Regions from separate parts of the Homo sapiens genome. Here region 1 is linked to region 2. Evidence: read pairs that join two places in POLR2A ChIA-PET (ENCODE). Cell type or tissue: IMR-90. All regions are shown on one strand. Each heading gives the region's core, and the rest is flanking DNA. Links, peaks and the distances in the headings are about the cores only. Region 1 has its middle 25 kb from the start of SLC25A51. Region 2 overlaps FBXO10 (F-box protein 10).

Region 1 (16,374 bases), core at 5,385-13,384, 330 kb after region 2:
AAAGCTTCCGCTTATGTGTATAGGGCCAGTAACATTTTCAGAGTTGTCTTGTAACACATAAGTGCTTTTATTCCCTAGACCTTTATCTACTAGGGCTTAGCTGTTTTAGTTTATAGCTGTCATATACTACTTTTAAAACAAATAATGCTGGACGCAGTGGCTCATGCCTGTAATCCTAGCACTTTAGGAGGCCAAGGCGGGCAGACTGCTTGGGCCCAGGAGTTTGAGAACAGCCTGGGCAACGTGGTAAAACCCCATCTCTACAAAAAATACAAAAAAAGCTGGGCATGGTGGCACGAGCCTGTAGTTCCAGCTATTGGGGAAGGTGGGGGGAGGGGCAGGCAGTGAGGTGGGCGGGTCACCTGAGCCCAGGAGGTCGAGGCAGCCTTGATCATGCCACCAGCCTGGGTGACAGAGTGAGACGCTGTCTCAAAAATAAATAAATAAATAAAAACTAATAACTATTTAGGATATCAACTTGAAACAGGTATTTAAATCACGACACATGTACATTTATAGAACATTATGTACAGTTGGTTGCTGCATCTCAAAAACTACATTATCAGGCTGAAAAAAAAACCACAATATTATTAAAAGGCAAAGATAAGCAAGCTTACAACTTTTTAAGGTTTATTGCTTCCAGAGCCATATTCTTAGAGTTTTTCTCTTGATCTGTGTGGCTTCAACCACATATATTTTTTCCACAATAATGGGATAATTATAGGATTGCCTGGTTCCTGATGGGGTAAAGGTGGATGTATTAACAGAGACGTTATCAGTCATCAGTGGTTATCTGGTGTCTATGCATCATCTCTATTTGGCAGTGTGTCCCAGTGAGTATACTAGGCAGAAATAGACTGCCATTTTAGGCCTTAGAATCAGGTTCTTATCCCTGACTCCCCCACCCTTACAGGAGAGTACTCAAGACCATGGGCAAGTACTCTTGGGAGCTTTATCATTGTCTGCTCACCAAGTATTAGAAGCATCTGCTGTAATACCGCATTAATTAGCTCTGACTTTGTCCTAGTCAGGGAGTGTCATTCTCATTCTTTGGAGAGACTTCATGCTATCCCCTACCTCATGGCATTACATCCCCTCTTGGGAAAGTCCAATTTTTGTATAACAACCACTGGGCCTGTCCCTGAGTTTTCCTCCAGGCTCCTCCCTTTTGGCAAAGGACAAAAAAAAGTGGTGCTCAAACTTTACTGTGCATTAGAATCACCTGGAAAATGTGTTAAAATAGATTGCTGGGTCCCCATCCAGAGTTTCTGATTCTGTAGGTCTGGAGTGGGAGCCCTAGTTTTGCATTTCTAATCAGTCCTCCACTGATGCTGTAGGTCTTAGGGACCACAGTTTGAGAACCACGGATATAGAAAATGCAGTTAAGATTTAGATCTTCCATGGATGACAGATGCCATGGATCTCTGTGTAGATAACAGAAGTCCATTTAGAGAACCTCCTACCTTTTTGAGGCCAATATAGAAGAACAATGTGTCCCTTCAGCTACATCATTTTCAGTACATTATCAGGTTTGCACTTCTTGAACTAGAGCTAAGAGTTCCCTGATTAAAACATGATATTGGCCGGGTGCAGTGGCTCATGCCTGTAATCGTAGTACTTTGAGAGGCCAAGGCAGGCAATCACCTGAGGTCAGGAGTTCAAGACCAGCCTGGCCAACATGGTGAAACCCCGTCTCTGCTAAAAGTACAAAAATTAGCCAGGTGTAGTGGCGCAGGCCTGTAATCCCAGCTACTTGGGAGGCTGGGGCAGGAGAATTGTTTGAACATGGGGGGTGGAAGTTGCAGTGGGCCGAGATCGTGGCATTGCACTCCAGCCTGGGCAACAAGAGCGAAACTCTGTCTCAAAAAACAAAACAATAAAACAAAAACATGATATTTACATTACTGGGCAGTTAAGTAAGCTAAGATGATCTTACCTTCTCAGGAACAGACCTGGTGCTGTGTAGCTTATCTTTTAACTCAAAATGAGAGAGCAGCTACAGAAATATACACTCCCTGGTATAAGCTGTAAATAGCTGCAACTGTTGCTAACAATAGCAATAAATCCAGAAAAGGAACAACTGAAACTTTAACCAGAGCATACACAACTCAAAATACTTTTTAGCCTTAAAAAGTGTTTTAAAAAAAGTTATTTCCAGGGAGCCGGGTGAGGTAGCTCACGCCTATAATCCCAGGACTTTGGGAGGCTGAGGCAGGCAGATCACCTGAGGTCAGGAGTTCGAGACCAGCCTGGCCAACATGGCAAAACCCTGTCTCTACTAAAGATACAAAAAACTAGCTGGGCGTGGTAGTACATGCCTGTAGTCCCAGCTACTCAGGAGGCTGAGGCAGGAGAATCACTTGAACCTGGGAGGTAGAGGTTGCAGTGAGCCGAGACTGCACCACTGCAAGCCAGACCCTGTCTCAAAAAAAACAGTTGTCTCCTTGCAAGTTGTTTAAATTATGAGTACTTTAGAATGCTTTGTTGACATTACTTGTTAAAGTTCTTCTCTATAAAAGGTTAGTTTTTGTTGGGGTAAAATGAAGGATCCAAATTTAATTGTGAAATGGTTACTTTTTAAAAGTTAAAATACAGAGCATCAGATTTGTTCTAAACACATTGCATTTATTCTTAAATAGTTTTTTTCTTGCATACTTAATAAATGTATGTAATTAAAAGAAAGATTTCCTGGCGTTTATTTAAAGTTGCAGTGTATTGCAGGAAAATCATAATTTTCCTAGTAGCCTGGTCCCTGCTAGTCAGGAGGTGGGTAGACCCCTTATTGCTGGGCAGTCTTAGGAAAGAATGCTTTTTCGTTGTTGTTGTTTGTTTGTTTTGAGACGGAGTCTCGCTCTGTCGCCCAGGCTGGAGAGTAGTGGTGTGATCTTGGCTCACTGCAAGCTCTGCCTCCCAGGTTCAAGCCATTCTCCTGCCTCAGCCTCCAAAGTAGCTGGGACTACAGGCACCTGCCACCACGCCCGGCTAATTTTTTTCTATTTTTAGTAGAGACGGGGTTTCACCGTATTAGCCAGGATGGTCTTGATCTCCTGACCTCGTGATCCATCCGCCTCGGCCTCCCAAAGTGCTGGGATTACAGGCGTGAGCCACTGCGCCCAGCAGGAAAGAATGTTTGAAAGATTGGCCTCTGTTTTAGCCACCAGCCCTGTCACATTCAGGAGGGGATAGTCCAGACCTCAGTGGGAGGGAACTGCCATATTATCATCATTAGTGGGGAAGACAAGTAAATTTCTAGGCCACAGGCTTGTGTTCCCTTCTAGCAAGTATTTCAGTGGTATCTTATAACTTCATAGCAATCTAAGAATAGCATACTAAAAGAGCTAAACTGAGTTTCTCAATTATTCAGCAATAATGATAAACCCCCTAATGGTTTTTCCCAACATTTTATTATGAAAATGTCCAAACAGCAAAGTTAAAAGAACTTTACAGTGAACACTGTTTACCAAGGTTTTACCATTAATATTTTACTTGTTTTATCCCTTAACTAACTCTGTCCATCAGTCCATCTTGTTTTATTTATTTTTTTGAGACGGAGTCTCTCTGCGTCGCCCAGGCTGGAGTGCAGTGGTGCAATCTCGGCTTACTGCAACCTCCGTCTCCCAGGTTCAAGTGATTCTCCTGATTCAGCCTCCCAAGTAGCTGGGGTTACAGGCACCCACCATCACGCCTGGCTAATTTTTGTATTTTTAGTAGAGATGGGGTTTCACCATGTTGGCCAGGCTGGTCTTGAACTCCTGACCTCAGGTGATCCACCTGTCTCAGCCTCCCCAAGTGCTGGGATTTACAGGTGTGAGCCACTGCACCCAGCCTAATCCATCTTAATTTTTGATGCATTTTAAATTGCTGACATCTGTACCCATCCTTCTAAAAGTCCTCACATGACTAGAGTTTAACATTTGTTTTTTTCTTTTGTTGTAAAATTTACATAGAATGAAGTACACAGATTAACTCTACATTACTTAAATTTATATAAATGTATACACCTGTGTAACCCAAACATCTGTCAACATATAGAGTACTACCACCATCCCAGCAAGTTCTCTCCTGCCTCTTCCAGGTGAACCTCTGCCCCCATCCTCCCAGAGGGAAACACTGTTTGTTTGTTTGTTTGTTTCTGCTACAGATTTTCCTCTTCTAGAACTTCACGTAAGTGAAATTATCCATTATGTATTCCTCTTGATGATTTCTAAAAGAAATTCTTAAGAAATTAAAAGGGTTTCCGAAACAAGGAGAATAATTGATAAAGAAAATATCAGAGATCAGATTGATTACTTCATTAAATGTATTTATTATGAGAACCTCTAATCTGTGGATATAGAAATCTGAAAGACAGACCCTGCCCTCGAGGAGATCACATTGTCCTGGCAGATAAAGTACAAACATGCAGTTAGAGACAGGCAAGAAACAGTTATCACTTGGCACAGAAGGGGCCTAATCCAGCCTGGGAGGCGATGGAGAAATCAAGAGACATTTACATTTTCACTTTGGAACTTGTCTCGGGCAGCCAGTGCTCTTTATTTTCCATAAAAGTCTAGAACCTCTTAACTCAAAATGATTTGTCCTGAAATGGCAGTTTTACAACACTGAGTAGGTGTAACACAAACTCGCTAAATAAAATAAATGAGGAAAAACTGTAAAAGGCACAAACTGAAATTATTGGGGATTCTGTTTTCCTCTAGTTCGAGTTGAAATAGACTCAAATAGATGTGTTATTGCTCCCAAACACAAATAACATGCATTCCTGTTCTTGGATCACAAGTGGCAGAAGCTTTCAAGAGCTCTAGATAGCAACAGCAAAACTTTAATCTTCTTGGACTTCCCTTTAACCTTCTCAAGGTATATAAAACTGTTGCTGGTTGGGCATGGTGGCTCATGCCTATAATCCCAGCACTTTGGGAGGCTGAGGCGGGAGGATCATTTGAGGCCAGGAGTTTGTGACCAGCCTAGGCCAACATAGCAAGACCTCATCTCTACCAAAAACCAAAACCAAATCAATTGTATCTTCAAACTGAGGCCCTCATCTCCTAATTTTTTTTACTCTTTACTTCCATATTTTACACACAGATTACAAATGAAAGATCCTCAGTTTCCACCTGTACCCACTTTTTCCTACCTTGGTCCTTCTCAGAACTCTATCACTGTTATTTAATGAGGAGGTAAAGCCCGAGAAAACCTGGAAATTTGTTTAGCCACACTTTCCCCAGAAAACTGAGAGGGCTAAGGAAAATTCTGAAGCTTCTTTTGCCCAAGGAAACAAGAAAGCTACTTACTATAAACCACCCATTATAGATATGATGACCCTTGAAAGAGAAATAGTTTATTTTTCTTCGTATTGTCTGAAACAAGAGAGCATCTCAGTGTAACTAAATGCATTTTTTAGTGTACATCAGAAGGAAGTAATTGCTTAATAAAGAGGGCCTGAACTGAGTTTGTTTTATTTCTGTTGATCATGAAAGGTAGAGCAGCTGTAGAGGTGAGCTGCCCTAAAACAATGTAAACAAGTCACTGCCTTAATGGTGCTTCTAACAGTAACAAAGCAGTGCTCCATGACAAACTATTCTAAAGAATACTTTCTTCTTGCTCTTCCTAGTCAATTTCATTCAATTGAGCTCCACAATTCAGAAACAGTGCCAGGAGGGATAAGAAAAATGGAGTGCCTGTACCTCTGAATCCTGACTCATGCACAAGTGTTTTATCTCAAATTGGCTAGACATTTCTCAGAGTAAAGGATCGCTGGCAGTGTTTGGAAACTAAAGGAGAATAAAGAACAGTCTCATCAATCATGCAGCTAATGTTGTGGACTGAATTCATATATTGAAGCCCTAACTTCCAATGTGATAGTATTTGGAGGTGAGGGCTTTGGGTGGTAATTAGGGTTAGATGAGGTCATGAGAGAGGTGCCCATGATGGGATTAGTAATCTTATAAAGATAACTAATTTATAATTACTTATAAAGGGCTGAGATTAGAACTTTCTCTCCATTATGTGAGGGTATAGCAAGAGGACAGCCCTCTGCAAACCAGGGAGAGGGCCCTCACCAGGAACCAAATCTGCTGGCTCCTTGATCTTGGACTTCCCAACCTCCAGAACCATGAGAAATAAATGTTGTTTAAGCCAGTGGTCCCCAACCTTTTTGGCACCAGGGACTGGTTTTATGGAAGACAATTTTTCCACAGATAGGTGGAGCGACACAATGGTTTGGGGATGAAACTGTTCCACCTCAGATCATCAGGCATTAGATTTTCATAAGGAGTGCACAATCTAGATCCCTTGCATTTGCAGTTCACAGTAGGGTTTGCATTCCAATGAGAATCTAATGCTGCCACTGATCTGACAGGAGGCAGAGCTCAGGTAGTAATGCTCACTTACCCACTGCTCACCTCCTTCTGTGCAGCCTGGCTCCAAACAGATGGGTACCTGTCCGTGGCCCAGGCGTTGGGGAACCCTGATTTAAGTCATCCAGTCTATGGTACTTTGTTATGGCAGCCCAAGCTAAAACAATTCAGTACTTTGAGATCAATGTAAAAATTACCTTTTCCTTAAATGACCTCCATGACCCATTAACAAATGAAGGCTGACCTTCATTCGGTCATTTCATAGGATATTCCAGAATGCTGTGATACTGAATATCCATGTGTCCCATCATTCTTGATTCTTGGTTGTTTTTTTTTTTTTTTTTTTTTTGAGACAAGGTCTTACTATATTGCCTAGGCTGGACTTGAACTCTCAAACTCCTGGACTCAATAGATCCTCCTGCCTTGGCCACCCAAAATGCTGAGATTGCAGGCGTGAGCCACTGTGCCCTGCCAGGACTGGCTTTTTAAAGAGGCAACAGGGCCAGGCATGGTGGCTCATGCCTGTAATCCCAGCACTTTGGGAGGCTGAGGTGGGTGGATCACTTGAGCTCAGAAGTTTGAGACCAGCCTAGGCAACATGGTGAAACCCTGTCTCTACAAAAAATACAAAATTTAGCTGGGAATGGTGGCACACACCTGTGGTCCCAGCTACTGGCAATGCTGAGATGGGAGGATCGCTTGAGCCTGGGAGGCTGAGGCTGCAGTGGGCCAAGATTGCGCCAATGCACTCCAGCCTAGGTGACAGAGTGAGAATCTGTGTCAATAAATAAATAAATAAATAAATAAAGCAAGAGGTATCAAATATTCACAACAGAGATTTCTGCCTCTCAGCATGGGTGCAACTTTCATCCCACTCAGGATAATAGTGAGAGCTGAGGTACTGAACATTGCTAAAAAACTATGTGAGGGTAAAACAAAAGAGGTCTATGAATTGCTTGTTAGATAGGCCAGGAAAAGTCCTGCAATCTAAGGACCAGATTACAGCAGGAAATGCAGTCAGAATCACCTGGAAGGAAAAGCTGCAATCTCAAATAAAATTACCAGTTGCATTTTTCTGTTGTTACAGGAAGCAGGTATTAAAACTGCTTTCACCAGAAAATGTGAGGAGACAGCTTTCATTGTGCCCCAGTGTGAAATAATTCCAACTGAATGGTTTGCAGAAGAATACCAACTGGTTCTTCACTCGAAAGAAATCCTGGTGTCAAGGAAGGATGTGAGTTTTGCCCACCTAAAGTGGAGATGTTTTTCAAGGATGATGCCAATCATGACCCACAGTGGTCTAGGCAACAGCTAATTGCAGCAAAATTTGGCTTTGCTGCACTTGGTATAAAACTGAAGTGGATATCATGAGTCATGCCACATAGGCTGTTTTTGAAATCCCGGAGAAATCCCGGTTGCTCCCAGAACTGTACACCGGTTGATATGAAGATTGAATTTGGTGTTCATGTGACCAGCAAAGAAATTCTCACTGATGTTATTGATAATGACTCCTAGAGACACTCACCATCGGGGGAGCAAAGCCAATAGAAAGACAGTCTTTTAATCATACTTTTAAAAATGTTATTTTAAAAAAATAGAGCCAGTCTTGCCATGTTGCCCAGACTCAAGCAATCCTCCTGCCTTAGCCTCCCAAAGTGCTGGGATTACAGGCGTGAGCCACCACTCCTGGCTGAAACAGTCTTATCAAGGCTTCAGTGTAACTCCTGAAGGGTTCCAAATGGTAAGGAAAAACTTTGCGTGGGTTGTAGAGAGTAGAGTTGCTTTTGAAATCAGAAAGTCAGTGCAGTGTTATAGTATTGATGGGTTCTACTTCTGATCTTAATCACCGTGAAAAAAATCAAGGCCTGTGGAAATTTTGGCATTCCATGTAGACTTTGAGTAACATCTGCACATAAAGGACCAGAAGAAATGCTGAGGATTAAAGCTGAGTATGAAGGGGTGGCAGTCGTACTGTATTTGTGGCAGTGGCAGGCAGAAGCAATGGTTTGGGATCAGTGATGTTTGGGAACACTACACATCCAGTTATCTATTGTCCTCCCCTCACACCAGACTGAGGAGTTCAGGATGTGTGGTCTTCTCTGCGACTACTCAGTGGTCTCGGCTATTCAACCATACTTTCTCCAGAAGGATCAGCTCAGTTTGCTACTCAGATATTTGGATTAAACAACCATTTATTATGGGGCAAACTGCAAGCAAGCACTTTGAACACATGGATTTTTTGGAAGAAAGGTGACAAGAAAATCAGAGAAAACATCATTGCATTTTTAGGGGGAAAACTACAAATTTCTAATTTAGCTGCAGAAAAAATAATTAGAGAACACAAATAAAATGTACTAGTGAATACATGCTTCTCTAGACCCAAACAAAAACTATTTGCAACGTAATTAAAACAGGTTAAGTGCTGTGAAAAATAGAAACATGGTGACATAGAAGAGCCTGACGGGGGAACCTAACCGAGTCCTGAGAGTGTAAGCCAGCTTCCCCAAGGAAGTGACACTTCAACCGAGATCTGAAGGACAGCAGTCTATAAATGAAGTAGAGAAAGGCAGTGCTGAGGGCAGAGGGCACCTGCATGGGCAGAGGCTGGGAGCAAGATGAGTACAGCGTGCCCCAAGTAATCAGGAAGTGCCAGTGGCTGGAGTGCAGAGACAGCAGCGCAGTTTTAGCTAGAGATGAGAGTAAGGGAGGCAAGGGCTGGATCATCCTGTCTCCTGTAGGCCACAGCAAGATGTTTGGTCTTTATGGCAGAGGAAAAGCATTTATTGAAGTGACATTTTAAAAAATTACTGATGGCCGGGCACGGCGGCTCACGCCTGTAATCCCAGCACTTTGGGAGGCTGAGGCAGGTGGATCACTTAAGGTCAGGAGTTTGAGACCAGCCTGGCGCAAAACTGTCTCTACTGAAAAAATACGAAATTTAGCCGGGTGTGATGGCGGATGCCTGCAATCCCAGCTACTCCGGAGGCTGAGGCAGGAGAGTCGCCTGAACACAGGAGGCAGAGGGTGCAGTGAGCCAAGATTTCACCACTGCACTCCAGCCTGGCGACAGAGACCACGTCTCAAAAAAAAAAAAAAAAATTATTGACAATATGAAGAATAGATTGAAGGGAGATAGGAACTGAGATAAATCCTATTTTACCTTCGATTTCTACTTTAAAATCACATATACTCATTTGGACAAAAAATTTCCTAGTTGGGAACGTCAGATAAATAGATTTAAGGCAGCCGGCGCGGTGGCTCACGCCTATAATCCCAGCACTTTGGGAGGCCGAGGTGGGCAGATCACCTGAGGTTAGGAGTTTGAGACCAGCCTGACCAACATGGAGAAACCCCATCTCTACTAAAAATACAAAATTAGCCAGGCGTGGTGGCGCATGCCTGTAATCCCAGCTACTTGGGAGGCGGAGGCAGGAGAATCACTTGAACCCAGAGGTCGGAGGTTGCGGTGAGCCGAGATCACGCCATTGCATTCCAGCCTGGTCACAAGAGCGAAACCCCGTCTCTAAATAAAAAAGTAAATAAATAAATAAAAAGATTTAAGATGGGAACCAGTCTCTTGGGGATTGGGAGTGCTCTGTAGCTATGCAGAGATCCCCCAGGGCTGTTCCTGGTCACACCTACTCCTCACTCTGGAGGTCTAGAACTCTACAGTGGCTGCTATGGGTGGGTTAAAAGATTTCATCAGATGATGATTAAACACCCTTTTTATCAAATCTAAATGTACAAGTTCAGGATATTACACTTATTCTTTATGATGGATTTCAATCCAAAACAGGACTTTTAGAAGCAACTGCTCCTTTACCTTGCTGTCCTTATCAGGCAACCTCAATGATCTCTAAAGCCAGGAAACAACCTAAAACTTAACATGCAAATTCACAATGTGGCTAAAACTTCACACTCTCCTAACCAATGAGCTACAACAGAAAGGAGCAGCTCTGAAGGCAAAAGTAGATATAAAAAAAAAAAAAAAATGAAAAGCACAAACATCCAGACCATGTAACTTGGGAGTAAACATTGCATGAGGCTACTCTATTACAACAGAAAGTACTGATAAGCTAAACCAAGAAAGTTTAAACTCAGTAGAGAAGTGTATTAAATATGAGGAAGACCTTTAAGAAATAAAATGTGGCCAGGCACAGTAGCTCACGCCTGTAATCCCAGACTTTTGGGAGGCCAAGGTGGGCAGATTGCTCGAGCCCAGGAGTTCAAGACCAGCCTGGGCAACATGATGAAAATCTCTACAAAAATTAGCTGGGCTTGGTGGCACGTACCTGTAGTCCCAGCTACTCAGGAGGCTGAGGCGGAAGGATCGCTTGAGCCCAGGAAGTCAAGGCTATAGTGAGCCATGATCATGCCACTACACTCCAGCCCAGGCAATAGAAACCCTGTCAAACAAACAAACAAAAAGCTTTGCAGTTAAACTACCTGGAAAATAAAACTTATATGAAACCCCTCTTGACGAAATAAGATGGATAGACAAAGGAATGTTTTACCTGCAACATCCCCAGGTTAAGTTGCTAAAAGTCAAGGTAGTGTGCTAAATGTTTTCTGAATAAAAAGACTAACAGATCAATCTATCACTACCACAAAAAAGGAACGTGCCAGTAACAAGCAACTACTCAAGCATAAGAGAAGACCAAAAAGAGTGGGCTTAAAAAACAAACTTTATTCCAAATTATCAAAAAAAAAGTGTTAACTCTGAAACATTTAACAGATTTCATTTAAACTCATAGGGTCATAAAACTCAAACTATCAAACAAAAATAGCATTGTGCACTTAACCACTTTCAATAATGAACCTTCAAGAGGAAACATTTAGAGACTCCCACACAATTTGGGAGCCAATAGGCAACACATATTTAATATTAAGCAAAGACAGCATTAAAAACTAAAAATCCTCAAATTTCAAGAGAATACCTGTTCAAGTCTTTGATATACATTTGCACATGAGAAAAGAAATATTTTAATTTAAAAGAGACCAAGTCTGAGTGCTTATCCTTTCTTCAAATGTAATCTCCTGTCCACCCTTCATTTTATGACTGCATACGCCTCACTCTACTTCATCTACACTGAACCAGTGTTCGTTCAACATGATTGGCTTCACTCGAAGCCCTCTAGATCCCATTTCATATATCCCATCGACCACCATTATTCCCTTACATGTTTGCACAGCCTTATACTGAGCATTACATTGTAACCAAGCTTGGGAATTTCAGGTATCCAAAGGTAATTATATACACAAACGCTTCTGTTTTATTGCACAGTTCACAATATAGCTGGTGATTACACAACCAACCATGTTAAGATGAATATCGACTATTTAGACAAATACATCGATTTTGTCCCCAACCACAAATGAAACAAGAAAGACACACATATTCGCCACCATATCAAGGTTGTGTTTACTCTGTGGTGCAGTCCTGAGGGCTCATACCACTCTCAGTGTGTTCAATACGGAATCCATAACATTTCTGGTGGCATCACACATGAAGTATAGGACACAAGACCATAAGTGTCCTGCGCTCATGAGCCATTTGTGCCACAGACGTAACAGAAAGGCCACTTTTAAAGCTTTTCAGATATTCAATCACATTTGCCTTTTCAATTTTTTTTTTTGAGACAGAGTTTCACTCTGTTGCCCAGGCTGGAGTGCAGTGGCGCAATCTCGGCTCACTGCAACCTCCGCCTCCCAGGTTCAAGCGATTCTCCTGCCTCAGCCTCCTGGGTAGCCGGGATCACAGGCATGTGCCACCATACCCGGCTAGTTTTTTGTATTTTTAGTAGAGATGGGGTTTCGCCATGTTGGCCAGGCTGGTCTCAAACTTCTGACCTCAAGTGATCCACCCGCCTTGGCCTCCCAAAGTGCTGGGATTACAGGCGTGAGCCACCGCACCCGGCCTGCCTTTTCAAAGTTGTTACCACACTAGTTCACACTGAAGGTAAAAGCAATAGTTAGAATCTCTTATTAACAACACATTTTGACTTCAAGTTCAGACAAAGCTGTTGGTTACAAGTTCTGCTAAATTTTTTGTCAAATTTAAGAAGTCTATAGGACAACACAAAACCATCCCTGGTAATGTATTTGCAGTTTGGTCTTCAAAAGCTGTAAAGAGTGACAAAGAAATAAAAAAAAATACTGAGTTAAAACCATTAAAAATATTTATTAATAATTGTTTTTAAATGCCACTTATTTGAGACAGCAGAAACCAAAGCATTTTCTTTAGAATTCTCACTTAGCTTGTATTTCACAAAAGTGCTTTAGAACTCAGATTTCTACCACCTGTGTGGAGTGTAAAGACAAAAGGAAGCCCAACAAAACCAAAGGCCCAATGGTGTCTATTCCCAGGGCCAAGGTATAACCCCAGGCTAACCCACCTGCCCTGGGCTGAGTAGCTGCACACACCTGTGAGTGCTCAAAGTCACACGCATGATTGAGGGGGTCAGGCACCAAGGTGCCTTTATTTATTCATTTCTCAAACTCAATTCCCTTCAAATCCTGACTCGATTTAATAGGCCAATGGATGCTACTCATATTTATTTGGTGCCAAATTATTATTTTTTTAAATCCTTACATCTGCACCTTGAAAGCAAACTGCAATATCCAGCACAACATTGTCAGAGCTGCTGTATGGCTATTTAGCTTTATTACTGCCTGGCTAATGCTTAATACGCTTCATCCTTTACAGCTGGAAGAAGGATGGTCACTGTATTTAACCAGCCATAGTGCATTTAGAGGTCAACAGCTTTTATGGACTATTTGTCCAAGAACTTTCAGTAAACTACCAAGTTGAGGCCTTTATTTTGGTCAGTATGTATAAATATTCATATGCAATTATCCAGAAAGAAGAAAAACTGGTTAACAAGAAACCTACTGTCATGTCAGATGCTGGAAATCAATCTTTAGCTACATAATATTTACAGAAAGGGTTTTAAGATGCATAATCCACTTTTTCAGTCTGTCTCTTGTATTTCATTAGTCAATTGGAAGTGGCACAAGTTTCATCTGGAAAAAATATTTTCACCTTTTCTAATTCTTTTGACAAATAAGTTTTTGTCTGTTAAGGGATGAGAATGCTATTTGGCTATTACCTACTTTTAGAATTCAAACTAACCCTTCAAATGTCTTTATTTAGATCATATGCTCTCAAACTATCTTATTGTTTTACTGACACAATGGTAAAACTGGGTTCCCAAAATGTCAAAACCCTAATGGAGTCTCTATTTCCAAGAGTAAAATAAAAGACAGCTAACACTGTGAGGTGAAAACTATCCTGAGCCTTTTTTCCCCTCTCTTTAACATTTAGAAACTAGGGGGAAAAAAGTGGGATTGCATTAATAGACTTCCAAAACAAAATGTTATGGAAGTGTTTATTTTTTAAAAGGAGAGTTTTAAGAGAACAGGATGCTTGAATATGACCAACTCCCACTCAAGGGGAAAAATAACCACAGGCCTTTGCTGAGATGGCACCAGTAATTCAAAGAAACCAAGCTAACCAGAATTTGATCCACACACAAAATGAAAACTTGTTAACAGGATGGAACAACTATAACAAGATTCAAGTCCCTTCATCTTTTGGCAATGAAATAAGTGAAATTATAACACAAGGACATTTTGGAAGGGTTGAAGATCACAGTCAGAATCAAACAGAAAACTTTCAAACCTAGAAAGCAAAACAGGAACTTTCATAGCTCCTTGATCTACCATATCTAAATAGAAATAGTATAATGCCTATCCAATAGGTGCTTAGTTTCAAAACTAATACAAGCAATTTATCATGAAAAGCCTATACCTAATAAGCTGTTTTTCTTTTCTGTTCTGCCCCTTTGTCATATGCTTGAGCTTAATGAAGACTGTCCTCTGCAGCTGCTCCTGAGGGCAGAGAAGCAAGCAATGGAGTAACAAAGGAAGCCTGAGGAGCCCCTGGCCCCTGAGGACCTTCTCCTCTGGCCGGTCACAGCCACTTATGTTTCAATGCAGGCGATTTCAAGATTGGTTTAAGAAAAAGAATCCTATCTTGGGGATTAGGTTCCCTGTCAAAGGCCATCAGATGGACAGCTATTTACCAGGCAATTAGCCTAAAGCTCTTAGGTAATGATAAAAAAAAAAAAAAAAAAAAAAAAAACCTTGTATTTTCCTATTGGAACCTTTTATCCTATTTTGTTGATGCTTAAGGAAAAAAGCTTTGCCCATAACTCACTGTGGCCTGGAGTTACGACACCAACTTATATTTGGCCAATTAAGAAAGAGATTCTCCTGCCTCAGCCTCCCGAGTAGCTAGGACTACAGGCGCCCGCCACCACGCCTGGCTAATTTTTTGTATTTTTAGTAGAGATGGGGTTTCACTGTGAGTTTCACTCTTTTTGGCAACAATAATACGGCGCCCAACGTGGGCCTCAGAGAAGACTCGGAACCCCAAAGGAGTTGCCCGAAACCGGAGAGAGAAGCGGAGATCCTGATGTTTCTCAGTGCCATTGTGATGATGAAGAACCGCAGATCCATCACTGTGGAGCAACATATAGGCAACATTTTCATGTTTAGTAAAGTGGCCAACGCAATTCTTTTCTTCCGCTTGGATATTCGCATGGGCCTACTTTACATCACACTCTGCATAGTGTTCCTGATGACGTGCAAACCCCCCCCTCCCCATATATGGGCCCTGAGTATATCAAGTACTTCAATGATAAAACCATTGATGAGGAACTAGAACGGGACAACAGGGTCACTTGGATTGTGGAGTTCTTTGCCAATTGGTCTAATGACTGCCAATCATTTGCCCCTATCTATGCTGACCTCTCCCTTAAGTACAACTGTACAGGGCTAAATTTTGGGACGGTGGATGCTGGACGCTATACTGATGTTAGTACGCGGTACAAAGTGAGCACATCACCCCTCACCAATCAACTCCCTACCCTGATCCTGTTCCAAGGTGGCAAGAAGGTAATGCGGCAGCCACAGACTGACAAGAAAGGACGGGCTGTCTCATGGACCTTCTCTGAGGAGAATGTGATCCGAGAATTTAACTTAAATGAGCTATACCAGCGGGCCAAGAAGCTATCAAAGGCTGGAGACAATATCCCTGAGGAGCAGCCTGTGGCTTCAACCCCCACCACAGTGTCAGATGGGGAAAGCAAGAAGGATAAATAAGATCCTCACTTTGGCAGTGCTTCCTCTCCTGTCAATTCCAGGCTCTTTCCATAACCACAAGCCTGAGACTACAGCCTTTTATTTATGTTTTCCCTTTGGCTGTGACTGGGTGGGGCAGTGCGCAGCTTCTGATTTTAAAGAGGCATCTAGGGAATTGTCAGGCACCCTACAGGAAGGCCTGCCATGCTGTGGCCAACTGTTGCACTGGAGCAAGAAAGAGATCTCACAGGATGGAGGGGGAAATGGTTTCCCTCCAAGCTTGGGTCAGTGTGTTAACTGCTTATCAGCTATTCAGACATCTCCATGGTTTCTCCATGAAACTCTGTCGTTTCATTATTCCTTCTTAGTCAACCTGCACAGCCTGGTTAGACCTAGATTTAACCCTAAGGTAAGATGCTGGGGTATAGAACGCTAAGAATTTTCCCCCAAGGACTCTTGCTTCCTTAAGCCCTTCTGGCTTGGTTTATGGTCTTCATTAAAAGTATAAGCCTGGCTGGGCGCGGTGGCTCACACCTGTAATCCCAGCACTTTGGGAGGCCGAGGCGGGTGGATCACGAGGTCAGGAGATCGAGACCATCCTGGCTAACACGATGAAACCCCATCTCTACTAAAAATACAAAAAAAAAAAAAAATTAGCTGGGCGTAGCCGGGCACAGTGGCTCACGCCTATAATCCCAGCACTTTGGGAGGCCGAGGCGGGTGGATCACGAGGTCAGGGGTTCGAGACCAGCCTGACCAACATGGTGAAACCCCGTCTCTACTAAAAATACAAAACAATTAGCTGGGCGTGGTGGCGGGCGCCTGTAATCCCAGCTACTTAGGAGGCTAAGGCAGGAGAATTGCTTGAACCCTGGAG
Region 2 (16,374 bases), core at 3,841-11,840:
ACCATGTGGAGGAAACCTTCTGGTATAAGAGCCAAACAGAAAGATGACCTTTAAAAAGAGGAAGAAAACAAGGTGAGCACATGTGTGTGTGTATCCTGATAGTACTGATTCCAGATTCTTAAAGATGTCTTGGAATCTACAGTTCTTCCTTCAATTTTGTAGGATATCCCAATGGCCTTCTACTAAATCCCCCTTTTGCTCAAGCTAGTTTGATTTGGGCTTCTGTGACTTGCAACTAGAAGAGTCTGGACTTCTAAGAGGGAACCCACCTTTGGCTGTTAGGGTCCTAGAGCTCTGGATCCCCTACACTCTCAAGGAAGAGACCTCTATCTCTTTACACTATTAGGAATGAGAACTGAGGCAGTGACTGTCCATCTGTCTGTCTCTGCTTGTTCCCAGATCAAGTAATTACTGTTTCCCCACGTGGGGCAGCCCCAGGACAGACTACTGCTGAGTCAGATGCTGTGGGTTTTGGTCCTGGCTCTGCCATTGGTTATCCTGAGCAGTTAATTGGTTATTCTGAACACCTATGGGCTGGCTGCCCAGCCATCTACCTACTTGCTTTTTCTGGAAAATCTTCTTCTCCCCTACCAGTGATTTATATCACATGATTATAGAGGTAAGGTTCCCAGCAGATGTATATGTAGAACAAAGGATCCCCGACCTCTTGACTGCAACTGATTGGACTCTGGATGGTTCTAAAGGGGCCATCGAGCCCTTTTCCAGGAGAACAGGAGTTGCAATTCTAGAATCAGGATGGCCTTATTCCTGAATGGTGGGGAATGAGTGGCCCCTTTTCTAAGCTATAAACTCAGGAATAGCCTCTGGTGATCATTTTCCCCAGGCTGGGGCATAGGAGGAGACAAGACAGAAGAAGCTGATCTACATTGAGAAAAGAATAAATTAGAGACACAGAAAAAAGCAGAGAAAAGGGCAGAAGCAAGGGGCATCCAGTTTCTCTATAGCACTGCAGGTCATAGCTCTAGTCTATTCTCAAAGCTCAGCTTTATCCTTGCCCTTTGAATGCCATCAGATATCCCTGATGATGTAAGCTGGCTTCATTTACTTGTTTTTATACCTAGTTCAAGGTCTCTCATTTATGAGTGTCAATTTTCCCACTTAAAAAACAAAGGGCCAAGTAGATGACCTAGAGCAACTTCCAAGTCTGAAACCCAAGTCTCTAGACAACTAGAAAGTAGGACTATGGCCGGACATGGTGGCTCACGCCTGTAATCCCAGCACTTTGGGAGGCCAAGGTGGGTGGATTACTTGAGGTCAGGAGTTCCAGACCAGCCTGGCCAACATGGTGAAACTTTGCCTCTACTAAAAAATACAAAAATTTGGCTGGCTGCAGTGGCTCGTGCCTGTAATCCCAGCACTTTGGGATGCCGAGGCAGGTGGATCACTTGAGGTCAGGAGTTCAAGACCAGCCTGGCTAATACAGTGAAACCCTGCCTCTACTAAAAATACAAAAAAATTAGCCGGGTTTGGGGGCGTGCGCCTGTAGTTCCAGCAACTCAGGAGGCTGAGACAGGAGAATTGCTTGAACCTGGGAGGTGGAGGTTGCAGTGAGCCGAGATCGTGCCACTATACTCCAGCCTGGGCAACAGAGCGGGACTCTGTCTCAAAACAAAACAAAAATTAGCCAGGTGTGGTGGTGGGCACCTGTAATCTCAGCTACTCAGGAGGCTGAGGCAGGAGAATCATTTGGACCTGGGAGGCAGAGGTTGCAGTGAGCCAAGATTGCTTCACTGCACTCCAGCCTAGGTGACAGAGTGAGACCCTATCTCATAAATAAATAAAGTAGGACTAGAAACAACTGACCTTCATCAAATTGTTGACCTCTCTAGAGCCTTGGGTATCCTCTCAATTTTATGAAAATGCTAATCATACTTGTCAGTTATCTAAGCCCCAAGAAGGCTAGGAGCACAAATGTCTGATTATGTCTGGAAGAAATGCTGAGCTTCCTCAAGACTGGCGTGGCTTTAATTCTGCAGATTTGTACTGGAGCCCAGATGAGTAGGTTCTTCTCTAATGATCACCAGCGAGACTTTACTAAGAGAGAAAAGCGGCCGGGCGCGGTGGCTCACGCCTGTAATCCCAGCACTTTGGGAGGCCGAGGTGGGCGGATCACGAGGTCAGGAGATCGAGACCATCCTGGCTAACATGGTGAAACCCCGTCTCTACTAAAAATACAAAAAATTAGCCGGGCGTGGTGGCGGGTGCCTGTAGTCCCAGCTACTCGGGAGGCTGAGGCAGGAGAATGGCGTGAACCCGGGAGGTGGAGCTTGCAGTGAGCGGAGATCGCGCCACTGCACTCCAGCCTGGGCGACAGAGCGAGACTCTCTCAAAAAAAAAAAAAAAAAAAAAGAGAGAGAAAAGCTGGGCTCTGGACTGTTAAGCATAATAGGGGAAAGGCTGGGCTCCTGACATCTGCCACTCCCCAAGATGGACACCAGTTTATTTATGGCGGCTTCTATGACACTGATGTTTCCTGTTCTTCGTTTATTTCTTTAGTTATACATTCTCAGGCTTTTTTTTTTTTTTTTTTTGAGACAGAGTCTCACTCTACCACCCAGACTGGAGTGCAGTGGTGCGATCTCGGCTCACTGCAACCTCTGCCTCTCAGGTTCAAGTGATTCTCCTGCCTCAGCCTCCTGAGTAGCTGGGATTACAGGCGCACACCGCCATGCCCAGCTAACTTTTTTGTATTTTTAGTAGAGACGGGGTTTCACCATGTTGGTCAGGCTGGTGTCGAACTCCTAACCTTGTGATCTGCCCATCTTGGCCTCCCAAAGTCCTGGGATTACAGGCGTGAGCCATCGAGCCTGGCCTCTCAGGCTTTTTAAGAGAAAATTGTTCTTCTACTCATTCTCTATCCATTTTGTAGCTGAGCAATCACATCCATTCCCTTGGCTTCAACTACCACTGGAAATGCATGACTACAAAATCCAAATGTCTAGCCCCAATCATCTTTCTAGCTCCACACGTGAATACCCAATTCTCTTTTGGGCATTTCTACCTGGATGTTCCATAGATAACAAAAACTCAACATCATGTCCAAAATGGAACTCTGACTTCCACTTCAGGCCATGACAGAATAACGGAAACTGGATATTCCCTTCCTGCCATAAACAACTATAAAGCTGGACAAAATATATGAGGCAAGTGAATATGTGTTTTCAGGCACTGAGCAGCAAGCTGCTCAAGACTGTGATTTTTGGCCGGGTGCGGTGGCTCACACCTGTAATCCCAGCACTTTGGGAGGCGGAGGTGGGTGGATCACTTGAAGTCGGGAGTTCAAGAACAGCCTCACCAACATGGTGAAACCCCATCTCTGCTAAAAATACAAAATTAGCCAGGCATGGTGGTGCACACTTGTAATCCCAGCTACTTGGGAGGCTGAGGCAGGAGAATCGCTTGAACCCGGGAGGCAGAGGTTTTAGTGAGCTGAGATCACACCACTGCACTCCAGCCAGAACAAGAGCAAAACTCCATCTAAAAAAAAAAAAGACTGTGATTTTTGAAAGAAAGGAAACATAGGAGGTGAGTGCCAAGAACATCCTGGCATTCATTCTGAGGCACTTTCTTACTATGGTGTAAGAAGATGGTGCCCAAGCAGAGTGGCAGTCCCACCAAGCAGGCAGATTTGAGTTCTGTGCTGCTGAAGAGGCTGGCATTTGTGAGGCAAGGTACCAGAATAAAGTGAATAGCACAGAGGGGGTGGGGAGGAGGGGCAGTTCCTAGGCTGAAGGCTGGGCTGCACATGTACAGGGCAAGACTTCATCAGATGTAGTAGGGATCACCTGCTATGAAAATTTATTCTAATTTTCCACTTAACTTCTGTGTTTAATTTTGTTCATTCACTCATCCGACAGACATCTATTAAGCCTTATTATGTAACAGGTCCTAAGAGAAAATATTAATAAATCGGTATTAAGACATGGTCTCTGTGCTCAAGTTGCTGATAGTTTAATAAGAGGGGAGAAGACATAGTGAAACACAAAACAAAGTTGGCAAAAGACCTTCACTAGTAGGTTGAAAAATCATGGAGTAACTCCTAGAGATGTCTTTTTTTTTTTTTTTGGATGCAGTGGCCATGATCTTTGCTCACTGCAGCCTCTGCCTCCCAGGTTCAAGCAATTCTCGTGCCTCAGCCTCTCGAGTAGCTGGGACTGCAGGCGTGCGCCACCACGCCTGGCTAATTTTTGTATTTTTAGTAGAGATGGGGTTTCACCATATTAGCCAGGCTGGTCTCAAACTTCTGACCTCAAGTGATCCGCCTGCCTTGGCCTCCCAAAGTGCTGGGATTACAGGCATGAGCCACCGCACCTGGCCTTAGAATCACTTTAGAAAAGTGTTTCAGTTTCTTCTACAGTTAAATGCATACCTATCCTATGACCCAGGAATTCCACTCCTAGTTATTTATACAAGATAAATGAAAATAGGTGTTTACAAAAAGACTTACACAAGAATGTTTACAGCAGCTGTATTCATAATAGTAAAACAAACAAACAAACTGGAAACAACCCAAACATCCATCAACAGAAGTGTGGATAAACAAGTTCTGGTGTATTTGTACAATAGAGTACTATTCAGCAATACAAAGGGATAAACCATTGATGTAGACAAGAACATGTATGAACCTCAAAAATAATATGCTGGGGCTGGGCGCAGTGGCAGACGCCTATAATCCCAGCACTTTGGGAGGTCCAGGTAGGTGGACTGCTTGAGCTCAGGAGTTTGAGACCAGCTTAGGCAACATACTGAGACTCCATCTCTGAAAACAAAACAAAACAAAAAAACAAAAAACAAAAAATTAGCTGAGTGTGGTGACGCACAACTGTAGTCCCAGCTACTAGGGTGGTTGAGGTAGGAGGATCACTTAAGCCCAGGAAATCAAAGCTGCAGTGAAACATGATCGCATCACTGCACTCAAGCTTGGGTGACAGAGCAAGACTCTTATCTCAAAAAACAAAACAAAACAAAAAAGACAAAACTAGTCTATGGTGATAAAAATCAAAACAGTGCTTAGGCCAGGCACAGTGGCTCACACCTGTAATGCCAGCACTTTGGGAAGCTGAGGTGGGAGGACAGCTTGAGTCCAGTTCGAGATCAGCCTGGACAACATAGCAAGACCCCGTCTCTACAAAAAAGTTAAAAAATGTTGCCAGGCATGGTGGTGTGCACCTGTAGTCCAAGCTACTCGGGAGGCTGAGGTGGGAGAATCCCTTGAGTCTAGGAGTTTGAGGTTACAATAAGCTGATGGTGTCACTGCACTCCAGCCTGGGTGACAGCAAAACCCTGTCTCAAAAAACAAACACAATACAACGGTGCTTGCCAGCAAGGTGGAGATTAACTGGAAGGGGTTACGAGGGAACTTTAGGGTGAAGGAAATGTTTTATATCTTGACTGGTGTGTTAGTTATATGGGTGCATACATCTAAAAACCCTCACCAGAGGTTGGGCACAGTGGCTTATGCCTGTAATCCCAGTGCTTTGGGAGGCCAGGGCGGGTGGATCACCTGAGGTCATGAGTTTGAGACCAGCCTGGCCAACGTGGTGAAACCCCACCTCTACTAAAAATACAAAAATTATCTGGGCATGGTGGTGTGCACCTGTAATCCCAGTTACTCAGGAGGCTGAGGCAGGAGAATCACTTGAACCCGGGAGGCGGAGGTTGCAGTGAGCTGAGATTGTGCCACTGCACTCCAGCCTGGGCAACACAGCGAGACTCCATCTCAAAAAATAAAAAATAAAAAAATAGAAACCTCCCTGGATTGTATGCTTCAGCTCTGTGCATATCATTGCATGTAAACATCATCTCCATTTTTAAAATAGTATTTATTATCATCTCTCCCCATTCTTGCTCCACCACCTGTACTGTATTCCTTGGTTAATAACACCATCATTTTCCACCTAGCTGCCCAAGTCAGAACTAGAGAAACCTCCTTGATTTCTTTTCTCCCTCCTTCCCTCCCTCTCTACCCCAGATACTCTCTGAAGTCCTGTGTTTCTGCCTCCTTAAGCAATCTCTCCTATGATTACTTTCTTCACTATCCTCCCTGTCCCTGCATTACTTCTTTGGTTTGGATTACTATGACAGATCCTTTTTTTTTTCTTTTGAGACGGAGTCTCCCTCTGTTGCCCAGGCTGAAGTGCAGTGGCGCCATCTCGGCTCACTGCAACCTCTTCCTCCTGGGTTCAAGCGATTCTCCTGCCTCTGCCTCCCAGGTAGCTGGGACTACAGGCGCCCGCCACCACGCCCTGCTCATTTTTTGTAATTTTAGTACAGACGGGGTTTCACCGTATTAGCTAGGATGGTCTCAATCTCCTGACCTCATGATCCACCCGCCTCGGCCTCCCAAAGTGCTGGGGTTATAGGTGTGAGCCACCGCACCTGGGGATCTTTCTAAAATACACCTCTGATCTTGTCAATTGTTGGCTTAAAATTCCTCAGTGGTTCCCCATGGAGTCCTGGGTCAAGCCTAGTACAGAAGATCAGTTGTGAGCTTGTCTTTTTCTCTAGCCTCATCTCTGACATTCATCCCAACCTACCCTCACCCTCCCAATAATAACCTTTCAGAGGACCTTTCCTTATCCTCTCCCCTCAGAAATTAAGTGCCTCCCCTGGGCTCCCACAGCACCCAGAGAACAGCTCTAGCCAACATTTTAAACATGTGAAACAAAACACAGAGCACACAAAGCAAATGTGTAGTTTAGAGAATCATTTTACAAGGCAAGTATCCTGTTCACCACCACCTGGATCAAACACAAAACCTTGCAAGCCCCCTAAAAGCCTCTCTGTGTCCCCCATTCCAACGCTTCCTCAAAAAGTAAGTTCAGTCTTGATTTGTGTAGAAATCACATCTGAGCATTTCTTTATGGTTTTATCACCTCAGTACACATCCTTAGAGGCCATAGTTTTTAGTTTTGTCCTTAAGTTTTTGGCTTGATAGGTCTTTTGATTCTCATTTCATCTGCTGGTTCCCCTCTATCTTTTCTTTACAATTTATTTGTTGAAAACCCTGACTCATCTGACCAGAGTTTCTCATGGTCTCAATTTTGCTGACTGCATGCATTACTTGAAGGAGAGCTCACTTGTTCCTGTCACCTGCACTTCCTGCATGCTGGCACTGGATCCAGAGGCTTGCTCAAACCCAGGTTCAACCCCTTTAGCAATACTACAAGTGGCATTGTACCTTTTTATTAGGAGCCACATTTCTGGTTGTCTCTTTTTTGATGTTAGTAGCCAGTGGTGCTCAATGCCTCTATCCAGCAATTCACTGGTGGTAACGAAATGTTAATACTCTTAATTCACCAAAGAACACTAAAAACAGTACAAAACAAAACAAAAACCAAGCCCAATCAAAACTCATTTGGCTTTGATAAGCTGAAATAATTTTATAAGAAGATTTTATAATTCTATTCATCCACTATTTGGTTATCCAGTGGCACAGTACATATAGGAAGAGCCAGCTTAATGCTTTCATTTTATTTCTCAGTTTTCTTTTTTTGTCGTCTCAGGTTTTTTTTTTTTTTTTTTTTTTTTTTTTTTTGAGATAGAGTCTTGCTCTGTTGCTCAGGCTGGAGTGTAGTGGCATGATCTTGGCTCACTGCAACCTCCACCTCCCAGGTTCAAGTGATTGTTCCGCCTCAGCCTCCTGAGTAGCTGGTATTACAGGCACCCGCCACAATGCCCAGCTAATTTTTGTATTTTTAGTAGGGAGATGGGGTTTCATCGTGTTGGCCAGGCTGGTCTCAAACTCCTGACCTCAAGTGATCGGCCCGCCTCAGCCTCCTAAAGTGCTGGGATTACAGGCATGAGCCACTGCACCTGGCCTTTTTTTTTTTTTTGAGACAGAGTCTCACTCTGTTGCCCAGGCTGGAGTGCAGTGGCGCAATCTTGGCTCACTGTAACCTCAGCCTCCCAGGTTCAAGCGATTCTCTGCCTCAGCCTCCCAAGTTGCTGGGACTACAGGCCTGCACCACACACCTGGCTAATTTTTGTAGTTTTTGTAGAGATGGGGTTTACCCATGTTGGCCAGGCTGGTCTTGAACTCCTGGCCTCAAGTGATCCACCTACCTCGGCCTCTCAAAGTGCTGCGATTATAGGCACCACACCCAGCCTATTTCTCAGTTCTCAAGATAATGAATGGGTTCCCTGTTGTTCTCTGAAGGTGACTGGCTCTCAAAATTCATGTTCTTCTCACATGCAAAGTGCATCCATCCCAATAGCCCCAAAAAGTCTTAACTTGTTCCAGCATCAGTTTTAAAGTCTAAGTCCACAGTCTCATCTAAACCAGATATGGATGACAGTCAAGGCATGATTCATCCTGAGGCAAATTCCCCTCCAGCTGTGAGCCTATAAAATCAAACAAGCTATGTGCTTCCAAAATACAGTGGTGGGATAGCACAGGACAGACATTCCCATTGCAAGAGAGAAACAGACAAGAAGAAAAAAGTCACTGGCCTGAAGTATGTCCAGAACAGAGCAAACAACACTAAATCTTAAGGCTGGACAATAATCTTCTTCGACTCCATGTCCAACTTTCTGGACACAACGTGTTGGGGGCTGGGTCTCCAAGGCCCTGGAAAGCCCTGCCTCCACAGCATTGCTGGACATAGCCCACACAGCTCTGAAGGGTTGCAGTCAATACCTGTGGCTTTCCCAGGCTGGTGCTGTGTGCTGGTGGCTCTACAGGTCTGGAGTCTTGGGGGCAGCCCTGCTTCCAAGACTCCACTAGGTAATGCCCAAATAGGGGCTCCCTGCAGCATCCTTTGAAATCTAGGTAGAGGCACACAAGCCTCCACAGCTCTTGTACTCTGCAAGTCTACAGTTAGCCCCACGGGGATAGCACCAAGGTAGACTGCTTGTGCCCTGGGTTCTGTAGCCCAGCCACACCTGGGCCTGCTTGAGCCACAGGTGGGGTGACCAGGGAACAGAGGCCTGAAGCATCCCTGAGCAATGAGCTCCAAGGTTCCAAGAGTGCCCCGGGCCTGGCCCTTTAAGCTGGTTTGCCCTCATAGCACTAGCATTGAAGTGACGGCACAAGCAGCCTTGAAAATCAAATGGTCACTTGGCCACACCCTTGGTTTTCTCTTCTAAACCATTTAAAAAATTCTTTACATAACCAGAACTGAGAGTTTTTCAAATCTTTGTGTTCTGCTTCCCTTTTAATTATAAATTGTCTTTAAATCCTTCTTTCTTTTCCCATTTTACTATAAGCAGTTAGAAGCAGCCATGCAACATCGTGAATGCTCTGCTGCTTAGAGATTTCTTCTGCCAAATCACCTAGCTTTTCTAGCTTTCTCTCCTTTCTGCCTTCTACAGAGTCCTAGGACACAGACATTGATTCAGCCAAGTTCTTTGCCACTTTATAAGAAAGATAACCTTTCTTCCAATTTCCAATACCTTGTTCCTCATTTCTGTCTGAGACCTCATCAGACTAGCCTTCACTGTTGCAACTACTCAAGCAATCTGTAAGAAGAACAAGGCTTCTCCTATATCCCTTCTTTCCCCAGGCCCTGGCCAGAACCACCCTTAATGTGGCATTCATGTCAATGAAGGATTTTCCAGCATTTGCTTCAAAACTGTTCCAGCCTCTATGCATTATCCGTTTCCAAGTTGCTTCTACATTTTTAGGTATTTGTTATAGCAACACCCCACTCCTCCAGTACCAATTTATGTCTTAGTCTGTTTAGTGCAACCATGTCGGAATTCTTGAATCTGACTAATCTGTAAAGAACAGACACTTATGGCTGGGCGAGGTGGCTCACGCTTGTAATCCCAGCACTTTGGGAGGCCGAGGCAGGAGGATCACGAGGTCAGGAGATCGAGACCATCCTGGCTGACACGGTGAAACCCCGTCTCTACTGAAAACACACACACGCACAAAAATTAGCCGGGCATGGTGGTGGGCGCCTGTAGTCCCAGCTACTCGGGAGGCTGAGGCAAGAGACCGGCAGGAACCCAGGAGGCAGAGCTGGCAGTGAGCCGAGATTGCGCCACTGCACTCCAGTCTGTGTGACAGAGCGAGACTCCATATCAAAAAAAAAAAAAAAAAAAAAGAACAGACATTTATTTTTCACAGTTCTGGAGCCTGGGAAGTCCAAGATCAAGGTGCTGGCACCTGGTGAGGACGTCCTTGCTCTGTTCTTAGATGGTGGAAGGTAGAAAAGCAAGAGGGATGAAAATATGTGTCTGCACACTGCAGAAGGATGGCAAATGCATCCCCACAAACCCTTCCATTCATAAGGAAGAGCCCTTATGACCTTTTACCTCCCAACACTGTTGCATTGGGGATTAGGTTTCCAATACATACATTTTGGGGGGGACATATTCAGACCACAGCAGTGACCAATTCAGGTTGTGTGTGTGTGTGTGTGTGTGTGTGTGTGTGTGTGTGTATTTTTTTTGAGATGGAGTCTCGCTCTGTCACCAGGCTGGAGTGTAGTGGTGCAATCTCAGCTCACTGCAACCTCTGCCTCCTGGCTTCAAGCAATTCTCCTGCCTCAGCCTCCCGAGTAGCTGGGACTACAGGCACGCGCCACCATGCCCAGCTAATTTTTGTATTTTTAGTAGAGACAGGGTTTCACCATGTTGGCCAGATGGTCTCGATCTCTTGACCTCATGATCCACCTGCCTCAGCCTCCCAAAGTGCTGGGATTACAGGCGTGAGCCACCGCGCCCGGCCACATGTATGTTTTTAAATTGTTATGAAGTCATGGACTGACACGTATTTTATGGGTTTCAAGTCTTTGAAATCCCTACTTTTATTAAAGTTCAAATTAAGCTATCTTTGGCCCCACATTGGTTCCTCAGTCCTCCTGGCACAACCCCTGTACCCTCTGATAGCTTCCTTGCTATGTGGTATGGCTAGATAGCATAACAGCTTCTTTCTTTAAGAAGTTGTCTTTAAAAAATGTTCATTGAGAAAATTGTAGATTCACATGCAGTTATAAGAAATAATAGAGATCCTGGCCAGGCACGGTGGCTCATGCCTGGAATCCCAGCACTTTGGGAGGCCGAGGCGGGCAGATCACCAGAGGTCGGGAGTTCGAGACCAGCCTGACCAACATGGAGAAACCCCGTCTCTACTAAAAATACAAAAAAAAAAAAAATTAGCCAGGCGTGGTGGCACATGCCTGTAATCCCAGCTACTTAGGGAGGCTGAGGCAGGAGAATCGCTTGAACCTGGGAGGCAGAGGTTGCGGTGAGCCGAGATCATGGCATTGCACTCCAGCCCGGGCAAAAAGAGCGAAAGTCTGCCTCAAAAAAAAAAAAAAAAAAAAAAAGAAAGAAAGAAAGAATAGAGATCCTTTGCTTGGTTTACCCCAATGGTAACATTTTGCAAAACTATAGTATAATATCCCACTAGCATGGTGACATTGATATAGTCCAAGGTCTAATTTAGATTTCTCCAGTTTTACTTGTACTCACTTGTGTATGTGTATTAAGTTCTATACAATTTTATCACCTGTGTAACTTTGTGTATCTATGACCAGTAAAGACGGTGAACAGTTCCAACACCATATGGATCCCTTGTGTTGCCCTTTTGTAACTATACACGTCTCAATTCTCCCTCCTCTCTCCTGTCCCTAACCACTGGCAACCATTAATCTGTCCTCCAGTTCTAAAACTGTATCATGTCAAAAATGTTATATAAGTGGAATTATACAGTGTGTCACCTATTGAGACTGGCTTTTTTTCATTCAGTGTAATTCGATGGAGGCTCATCCTACTTGTGGTGTGCATCAATAGTTTGTTTATGATGCTGAGGACTATTTCGTGCTATGGATGTACCATATCCAGTAGTGTGTATTTGCAGAATTGACAGATGCATTCATATGTGCAATACAACCCCCTACCAAGAAATGGAATACTCCAGAAAGTTCTCTCATGACTCTTCCATCAAGTTCCACCCCCGACCCCAAGAGGCAACCACTGTTTTCTTTTCTCTTATCTCCTCAAATTCCTACTATCATGATTTTCTACTACAGATTAGTTTTGTCTGTTCTAGAATTGCATATAAATGGGATCATGCAGTATGTATTCTTCTGTGTAAGGCTTCTTTCATTCAGCATAATATTTTGAGATTCATTCATTTCATTGCATGTAGTTTACTTTTTAACTGCTCAGTAGTATTTCATTGTATTAAGTGTTAATATATCACAGTTTAAAAAAAATTAATTCTCCTCGATGGAAACCTGAATTACTTTCAGTTTGGGGCTATTATGGATAATGCTGCTGTGAATATTCTTATATAAGTGTTTTTGTGGACACGTTTTAATTTTTCTTGAGTCAATACTTAGGAGTGGAATTCCTAGGTTCTTTTCCCAGAGAGGCTATACTATTTTACACGCCTACCAAGAAAGAATAAGAAACACAGTTGCTCCACATTTGTTGTGGTGTTTTTGTTTGTTTTTTGCAGGGTCACACTTTGTCACCCAGGCTGGAGTGCTGTGGTGTGATCACAGTTCATTGCAACCTCGAATTCCCAGGCTCAAGTGATCCTGCTGCCTCGGCCTCCCAAAGTGCTGGGACTATAGGAGTAAACCACCATGCCCAGGCTGTTGCTGGTTTTTAAAATTTTATCATTCTGGTGGGTATGTAATGGTATATCATTTTGGTTTTAATTTGCATTTTCTTCATAATACACGATGTTGAGATTTTTTGCATGTGATCATTGGCCATTCATATATCTCCTTTTTGAAGTACTTGTTCAAATCTTTTGTCTTTTTTTTTTCAGACGGAGTTTTGCTCTTGTCATCCTGGCTGAAGCCCAGTGGTGCAATCTCGGCTCACCGCAACCTCCAACCTCCACCTCCCAGGTTCAAGCGATTCTCCTGCCTCAGCCTCCCGAGTAGCTGGGATTACAGGCGCTCGCCACCATGCCCAGCTAATTTTTGTATTTTTAGTAGAGATGGGATTTCATCATGTTGGCCAGGCTGGTCTCAAACTCCTGACCACAGGTGATCCACCCACCTTGGCCTCCCAAAGCACTGGGATTACAGGCGTGAGCCACTGCGCCTGGTCCTTTTGTCTGTTTTTAATTGTTTTTTTTAATATATATTTAATTATAGGACTTCTTTATATGTCCTTTGCCAGATACATGTTCTTTGAATATTTTCTCCCAATCTGTGGTTTGCCTTTTCATTGTCTTAATGGAATCTTTTGATGAGAAGTTTTTAATTTTGATGAAGTCTAACTTACCATTTCTTTCTTTTTATGATTATTTTCTTCTATCTGTCTGAGAAAGCTTTGTTAATTCCTAAGTCATGGATATAATCTCTTGTCTAAAAGCTTTGTGGTTTTGACTTTTACATACTGTTCTATGATCCATCATGAATTAATTTTTGTTATGGTATGAGGTAGTGGTTGAGGTTCATTCTTTTTCTATGTGGATATCAAGTTATTCTAGCACCATTTGTTGAAAACAGTCTCCTTTCCTTATTGGGTTGCTTTGGTGCCTTTTTCAAAAAAAACAAACAATGGTAGTGTGGGATTATTTCTGGACTATTTGTTTCATTGATCTACTTGTCAATCCTTATGCCAGCACCACAGTATCACCACATTTTTGACACTTTTTTTCCTTTTATGCATTATGCTTTTGGTATCAAGTTTAAGAACTTTTTACCTAGCTCTAGATCCTAAAGATTTTTTCCTGTGTTTTTTTCTAAAAGTTTTATAGTTTACACTGTATACTTAAGCCTATGGTCCATCTTGAGTTAATTTCTTATTGAAGTGTAAGTTGAAGTTTTTCTTTTTAGCCTATGGTTATCCAACTGTCCCAGGACCATTTGTTAAAAAGGTTATCCTTTCTCCATTGAACTGCTTTTGTACTTTTGTCAAAAAATGATAAATCAGTTGAGGATATTTTTGTTCTGGATTTTTTTTTTTTTTTTTTTTTTTTTTTTGAGACAGAGTCTCTCTCTTTTGCCCAGTCTGGAGTGCAGTGGCACAATCTCGGCTCACTGCAACTTCTGCCTCCTGAGTTCAAGCCATTCTCCTACCTCAGCCTCCCAAGTAGCTGGGATTACAGGTGTGTGCCGCCACGCCCGGCTAATTTTTGTATTTTTAGTAGATATGGGGGTTTCACCATGTTGGCCAGGCTGGTTTTGAACTCCTGACATCAGGTGATCTGTCCGTCTTGTCCTCCCAAAGTGCTGGGATTACAGGCGTGAGCCACCGCATCCAGCCTGTTCTGTATTCTTTAATGGAATATGTCAAAACCACAATCTGGATATTAGACATGCTTTTTCTACTGGCTTGGTCATTGTTTCTAAGCCTTTTGCATCCTCCACTGGATTGTTTACGATAGGGACTGGGTACTTTTCTCTCTGAAGACTCAATACCTGGTGTTGACTCCTTTCTCTATTACAACTATTCAGGGCAACAGAAAAGACAAGGAGAGCATTCTTAGCTACAGGGTGCCTACATTATTCCAATACTGGGTCTACGTGTCCATGCACTATGAGAGTAGGATTCTGATTTTTCCCAGGCTATGGGTTCTTTCAGGCAATGATGCCAATAAGTGATGATTTATGATTACTTACAATTGACCCGACCATCATCACAAGACAGTAGTACCTCTGGCAGCTCAAATGAACCCTTTTATATTGAACTCTCACGTAACTCACTCTTTCCCTCACAACTTCATATCCTTGCACTCTACATCCCTTCTGAGCCTTACCCCAGACCTCTTTACCCCTTCGGAGGCCTTGGATGGCTCTGCCTCTGATTATTCTTTTCTTAATTTGAATGTTGCTTTTCTCCTCACAAAGTCATTCTCATGAGGAAGGAGCTCTGCCAGGACCTGAGTGGGGTAGATGCAGTTCAGCCTCAGTTAGGACCTCTCCTCCAACCATGTTCTTGGCTTGCCTCACTTGAGAAGTAATTTTAAAATGTTATTTTGCTGTCTTTCCATAAAGTTTTGGTGACCTATACGTGGTACTCTGAATTCAGTGACTTCACATATTACATTTCATCTAGCTGGCCTTGACCGTTCACAAAGTCCATTTCTAGCTAGCTCAGATAATCTCCCTCCCACATAACAGCTTACATACTATGTCCCCACATGGTTTACATTTATCTTTCTACATTTCTTATCTATTTCCCTATAAAGAGGGGCTCATCTATAATACTTTTCTAGCTGTCCTGGTTTCATTTTTTTCCTTATTATTTAGCCACTTCAATTTAAAACCACCAGAAGGACATCATTATCCCCATTTTCATAACCTTCCATATGAAAGTATGCTAACCATCAACTACCCAAACATTTCCTCCCAGTGGGCGATCTCATCTTAACCAGGACCAACTGCTGCATCTGAAAGGAGTATTTTTAATCATTGCTAAGAGCTTTGACGTACTTGTTAGAATCTGTATTCTCATCGTCCCCACAGGCTGCTCTTGATTTCTGAGCTCCTCTGAGTATAACCATATACTCTTCTTTCAGGGAGCACCATATACTGCGCACTTTCTGAGATGCTTTATCCATGATGTTCTTTCCTTCTACAAGGGGCAACTCTGACAGGTGTTCAAGAGTGAATCAGCTAACACTAAAGGAACCTAATCTATACCACCTTCCAGGTGAGAGGCTTCCATATGGTCTTTTGCAGGACTTTCCATTAGGGTTCTCCTGGGATCTATTGCTAATGGTTGGTATTCCAAGTCTCAGGAGGGACTTGGAATAAGAGAGACCCAAATTGCAACCACCAACCCTCATAAATGCATCTCTGCTTCTCAACTCGAGCCTAGTTTACTTTACTATATAAGTGTTCAACCCAGTCAATGCATTGTGTGCCCCATGTGACATCCCATAGTATCCAGCACTGACAATTTCTCTCCCAGATGGGTTTCCCCCATTTCCCATAGTAGCTCATCAATAATGAATACCCTAGGCTATCATAATTCACTTACAGAGAATACAGCAAGAACCCCACATACCATCCAATATGCAGCACAAAGTACAGGCTTAATAACAGTGTTTTTAAGTAAACGAATAATCAGAAATGAGCCCCCATCATGCCCCCACCTCAAATTTTAGGTGAATAATTAATGTATCACCCATTAGGTGATAGCAACCATTTGCTGTCATAGCTAATAACAATGTGAGATAGAAGGAATTAAGCACTACTGCAGCTTATAGAGATCAAGAAGAAAGAAAATCTTTTTTTTTTTTTTGAGATGGAGTTTCGCTCTTGTTGCCCAGGCTGGAGTGCAATGGTGTGACCTCAGCTCACCGCAACCTCCACCTCCCAGGTTTAACTGATTCTCCTGCCTCAGCCTCCCGAGTAGCTGCGATTACAGACGCGCACCACCACGCCCGGCTAATTTTTTGTATTTTTAGTAGAGACGAGGTTTCACCATGGT

The links. ChIA-PET counts read pairs that join two places held together with the same protein. Peaks named below come from ENCODE experiments on the same cell type or tissue, not always from the same donor. Only the 100,000 strongest peaks of a DNase experiment are listed, where the experiment ranks them.
Region 1: POLR2A ChIA-PET joins it to region 2 with 6 read pairs; 1 of 35 experiments calls an interaction of 5 or more read pairs at or near these places.

The regions. Positions count from the first base shown.
Region 1 is chr9:37,870,873-37,887,246 of GRCh38, forward strand. It overlaps a transcript of SLC25A51 not described here, the pseudogene PAICSP1 and the pseudogene TMX2P1. Among named protein-coding and RNA genes, the nearest start is that of SLC25A51, 25 kb to the right of the region's middle. In IMR-90, for the core only: no CTCF peak of the experiment used is centred there; a DNase peak (open chromatin) is centred at 5,689; H3K27ac peaks cover 247 bases.
Region 2 is chr9:37,542,643-37,559,016 of GRCh38, forward strand. The region is part of intron 1 of FBXO10 (F-box protein 10); the gene reads right to left. Among named protein-coding and RNA genes, the nearest start is that of FBXO10, 26 kb to the right of the region's middle. In IMR-90, for the core only: no CTCF peak of the experiment used is centred there; a DNase peak (open chromatin) is centred at 8,349.